2 separate regions of the Homo sapiens genome follow, and region 1 is linked to region 2. A link is an interaction called in ENCODE POLR2A ChIA-PET data of the cell type or tissue named here. Cell type or tissue: MCF 10A. All regions are shown on one strand.

What was found. ChIA-PET counts read pairs that join two places held together with the same protein. Peaks named below come from ENCODE experiments on the same cell type or tissue, not always from the same donor. Only the 100,000 strongest peaks of a DNase experiment are listed, where the experiment ranks them.
Region 1: POLR2A ChIA-PET joins it to region 2 with 6 read pairs; 2 of 35 experiments call an interaction of 5 or more read pairs at or near these places.

What each region holds. Positions count from the first base shown.
Region 1 is chr2:46,644,356-46,646,855 of GRCh38, reverse strand. All of the region lies in intron 1 of LOC105374584 (a long non-coding RNA gene), which reads right to left. Among named protein-coding and RNA genes, the nearest start is that of CRIPT, 28 kb to the right of the region's middle. In MCF 10A, no CTCF peak of the experiment used is centred here; a DNase peak (open chromatin) is centred at 1,005.
Region 2 is chr2:46,969,401-46,971,900 of GRCh38, reverse strand. The region is part of intron 3 of TTC7A (tetratricopeptide repeat domain 7A); the gene reads right to left. Among named protein-coding and RNA genes, the nearest start is that of TTC7A, 29 kb to the right of the region's middle. In MCF 10A, no CTCF peak of the experiment used is centred here; a DNase peak (open chromatin) is centred at 1,020.

The DNA of each region.
Region 1 (2,500 bases), 330 kb after region 2:
ATCACATCTCATCTCTGAGATAAGGAGTACAAACCAGGCTAGCTGTCCAAATGAGGGGAAGGAAAAACGAGGTAAGGAATTGGCTAATATTATTCTGCTGATTAATATAGATTTCACGAATCTAGGGCCTGCAAGAAAGGAGGTCAGCCCCAAATGAAACCAAACACTGAGCAAAAAGTGAATTTTTCTAGAATAATTAAAATAGGACCCCCAGCATTGGTGCAGTTTTTCTACTGGCTGTTGGTATTTTCTGCAGTCGGGCATCCAGAGCTAAGTGCCTGGACTTCGGGCACAGTGCTGAATTAAAAGGATCTTTTCTAAAGATTGGGTGAACAATTAAAGCTCCATCAGTCGTATATAGAGGTGCTTCACAGCCTGTCAGACTTGGGTTTTGGAAGAGGAGGGATGGGAAGGGAAGAAAGGGAAAGCAACCTAAGTTTCTAGCTCCACAGTCTCTGCCCCAGCCAGATCCGAAGTCCCTTCATTCACTCATTTATCCTTTCATTCAAAAACCATTGAATTTCTATAGTGGGCTATATACAGGGAACAAGGAACTCTGTATTTTAGTCCTGGCAAATTCATCTAAGACTCTCTTTGAAAAAAAAAAAAAAAGACATGGTTTCTGGATTTAAGGCTCTCACAGTGTAGTTGGAGGAAGAGCCCATGCGAAGATAGGCAAAGTAGCAATTTCAAAGTTATGATGAGGAAAATGCAGGTTGTAGGTGACTGTGAGGCAGGACACCTAGCCAGTCCTTGAGAACTCAGAGAAGGGTTCCTGGATAGGCCAGAAAGATAAGTGGAAACTTGACAGAGGGAGTACCAGGGCTCTGGGGAAAGAGCAACCTTGAACAGGCTAGGCCACAGGCTAGACTGCCTCTTAAGTAGAAGAGGGCCCCAGGAGCAGCTGGTCTGGCTCTGAACCAGCCTCAGATTTCCAGCAGCAGTGATGACTCTGCATTTCAAACTTGGTGATTATGAACACACATTTTTCGGATTCAAAGGAGTTAGCTGCTACATGCCTGGGCAAGAAGATTCCATTTCCCTGTTTCTCAACTTGTGCTGTGTGAATCAGGAGCCTGTAGGAGGAACACGGGGGTGGAGGGTCCTTCACAATGAAAAGCCTCAAACTCTCTTCCCCCTCACATCTTGAAGAGAGAGTGGCAGCTGCCTTCGAAGAGCCTATATTCCAGGCAAAGATGAGTTTGTTGGCAAAACCATGTAGGAGGCACCAGAGTGCTAAATTAGAGCTTTTGCAAGCAATATATTTTTATCATTAAACTCTTGGCTAAAGCTCATTTGTTCCAAATGGGCTGCCTTAGAAAGTATGCTCACCTGAGTATGGGGTGAGGGCTTTGAAAATACAAGTTTGTTCCAAAAGATGCACAAAGAAACAAAATTAACATTTATTTTATAAAAGAAGGATAGTGTGAAAAGGGATACAGCTCTTTGGCTCACTAAATCATGAGATTAGACTATATTTCTCCTGCCACGAAGAGTGGAAAATTAACATCCTGTTTGAGGAACCTCAATCACATAACCTAAAGGCCAACTCCATGTCATGGAGACAAATCAGAGAACCGAATTTGAAGGAAGGCCCAAACATTGCAGATCCCACAGGAAATGATTACATACTATTATTCTTGAGTGAATGTAGTAATATAATCCTTGAGTAAATAATCAGAACAGACTAAGTGTATTTGCGTTAAACTGTAAACAATCATCTAGATCAAATTACTTAATATTTTAATCCATGAATGTAGAATAATACGTGCTTTAGCTTATGCCAATAGGACAATCCTTAGAGATGTCTGAGTTACTTCTGGCCATGAATTTAATCCACAAAGTGATTAAGAAATTAAGAAACAATAAAATAGCCTGGGAAAACAATGTATCACTACTGTGCAGCCACTAAGCTTCTGCATCAACCCGAGGATTTTCCACACATGCTCATCATTCCAGAACTAACTAAAACAGGGGTCAGGAAACTTTTTCTTGAAGGGCCAAGCAGTAAATATTTTAGGATTTGCAACTCTGCCATTGTACACAAAAGCAGCCATACACACTATGTGAATAAATGGCTATGGCTATGTTCCAATAAAACTTTATGTGCATAAATATGCAACTGGCCTGTGGACCACAGTTTGCTGACCCTTGATCTTGAACAATTGCATAGGTGTAGAAAGATGGTCCTTTTGGAGAAATTATGAGTTCTTTAGAGCTCCATGGCAGACCAATTTCTGTGGGGCTATATGGTGAGGGTGCATTAGTCCACTGGCCTGCAAACTGCACCCCCCTTTTTTTTTTTTTTTGAGACAGAGTCTTGCTCTGTCTCCCAGGCTGGAGTGCAGTGGTGCAATCTCGGCTCACTGCAAGCTCTGCCTCCCGTGTTCACGCCATTCTCCTGCCTCAGCCTCCTGAGTAGCTGGGACTACAGGTGCCTGCCACCACACCCTGCTAATTTTTTTGTATTTTTAGTAGAGACGGGGTTTCACCGTATTAC
Region 2 (2,500 bases):
CTGACTAGAGAGTGCTGTCCTTCTGAACTATTGGTTCCCAACGGGAAGAATCAATGTCTGTCCCATCTTTGTGCCCACACAGTACACTTTAGGTACTTTACATGTAGTAAGTAGAGGCTCAAGATGAACTTACTGAAGAGATGTATAATGGAAGAATCCTCAACTGTTTCCTGCCCTATAAGCCCCAACATCCACCTAATGACCAAGTCCTCAGCACTTCAAACCTTCCCTTCCTCTCTTCCTATTACCTTATTTCAGGTTTTATCTCCTGAGTGGATGACTACATCGGCCTAACTGGCCTCCCTGCCTCCAGTCTCACTCTAATCCCCAGGGGGATCCTTCTAAAACTCTCCAGGGGTCCACACTGCTACAGAGTAAGGTCCAACTTCTGGAAGCTCCACACCAGGCCCTCCTGGTATCAATTCTCCAGCCTCATCCCTCACCTTACCTGCCATATCCACAACTAACCTCCTGCTCCCAACTGCTAGGTTGTAGGATGCCTTCTTGACTTGCTCAAGTTGTTCCTCCTGCCTGGAATGTATCCACCCCACCAGGTCTACCCAAAATTACTGTTCATATTCTGACCCACTAAATGCCACCTCCTCTACAAAGCCCTTCCCGATATTCCCTGGTATAACCAAACATTCCTCCTTTAAGCCCCAGTCTATACATATTCCTGACTCACCATTTCTTATACTTATTTGTTCATATGTTTCCCCAGACTGTAGGCTCCTTCAAGACATCAACCTAATCGTGTTTACTTTTCTACCACCTGGCACACAGTAGGTACTGGACAAGCATTTGCTGGCTGGATGAAAAAACACAAGCCTGGTCATGTCTGACAAAGTGCAAAGTGCTCTGCAAATATAAGGTAAGGAATTATTATTGTTTTTCTTAGCCACATTCCCATGCACACAGATTCAGTGACCTTGTCCCTTTGCCAGGCTGGGGTGTGACCAGATCCAAAGTTCGGTTGCCTTGGCCTGGAGGAAAGCGGGCAGAGAACATGAAGGTCCTTGCTCAACACAAAGACCCAGGTGCCCAGGACACTGGGTGTCAACGACTGCCAAATGACTCACAACCAGGAGGGGGAGGATCCTTATTCCAGAGGACTAAAGGGGGAAGAGGAACCGAGAAAGAATCAAGGAGGCAGGCCTCGTTGCTCACTGCCAGAGCTAGGCCAGCCCCTGCTCCCCAGACATGCAGCCTATCCACCTTGCAGGAAGGTGGGGCGAACCTACGAACTGTTCAGAGGCCTGGCCCAGGAGACCAACTGCAGGTGGCAGGGCACAGCCAATTCCAGGGGACATGGAGTGGATCTGTTTCAACACAGCTGCCTTGTAGTCCCCGGAGAGATGTGCTGAGGCTGGGCTCCCTCCTGCCACACCTCCGGGTCCAGCACTGGGATGGGTGATGCCAGCTACTGGCTAGTTCAAGCTGCCAGCCCCAAGCCTCCAGAGGGCTGGCCACCGCAAAGCTGTGAATTCAGGAACAATGGTCTGTGGGCCTCCACCTTCCCTGTGTGGCATTTGTTCCTTCCACTCCCCGCAGGGGCCTCCCCATCATGCTTCTCCAAGAACCCCAAATCCCATCCTTCTTGAAAGCTCAAAGCAGGCCAGGCGAAGTGGCTCACACCTGTAATCCCAGCACACTGGGAAGCCCAGGCAAGCGACTGCTTGACCTTAGGAGTTTGAGACCAGCCTGGGAACATGGTGAAACCCCGTCCCCCCCAAAATAGAAAAAATTAGCTGGGCTTGGTGGCGCACACTTGTGACTCAAGCTACTCAGAAGACAGAGGTGGGAGAATTGCTTGAGCCCGGGAGGTGGAGGCTGCAGTAAGCCAAGATTATGCCACCGCACTCCAGCTGGGTGACAGAACAAGACCCATTTCAATTTAAAAAAAAGCTCAAAGCAAAGCCACCTCTTCTCTGAAACCCTGCCAGGTAGAGTTAAGCCTCCCTGTGTCTAAACCAGTTGAACAGTCTGGCTGCATCTCCTAAGTATGTGCCTTTTTCCTGCATTGTCATCATCCTCTCTACCCATTTCCGACTGATCTTTGCACCCCAGTGATGGCCAGGGCCTAGGGTTTAGGAAGCATGCAGACGGATGCATAGATGAATGAGCATATTCACGTAGCCAAGTGTACAGCCCAAAGGAGTTCCTCCCTCTCTACTTAAAAAATATTTCCTGGGCCAGGCACGCTGGCTCATGCCTGTAATCCCAGCACTTTGGGAGGCCGAGGCGGACGGATCACGAGGTCAGATTGAGACCATCCTGGCCAGCATGGTGAAACCCCGTCTCTACTAAAAATACAAAAATTAGCTGGGCATGGTGGCACATGCCTGTAAATCCCAGCTACTCAGGAGGCTGAGGCAGGAGAATCACTTGAACCAGGGAGTCGGAGGTTGCACTGTCGCCCAGGCTGGAGTGCAGTGGCGCGATCTCGGCTCACTGCAAGCTCTGCCTCCCGGGTTCACGCCATTCTCCTGCCTCAGCCTCC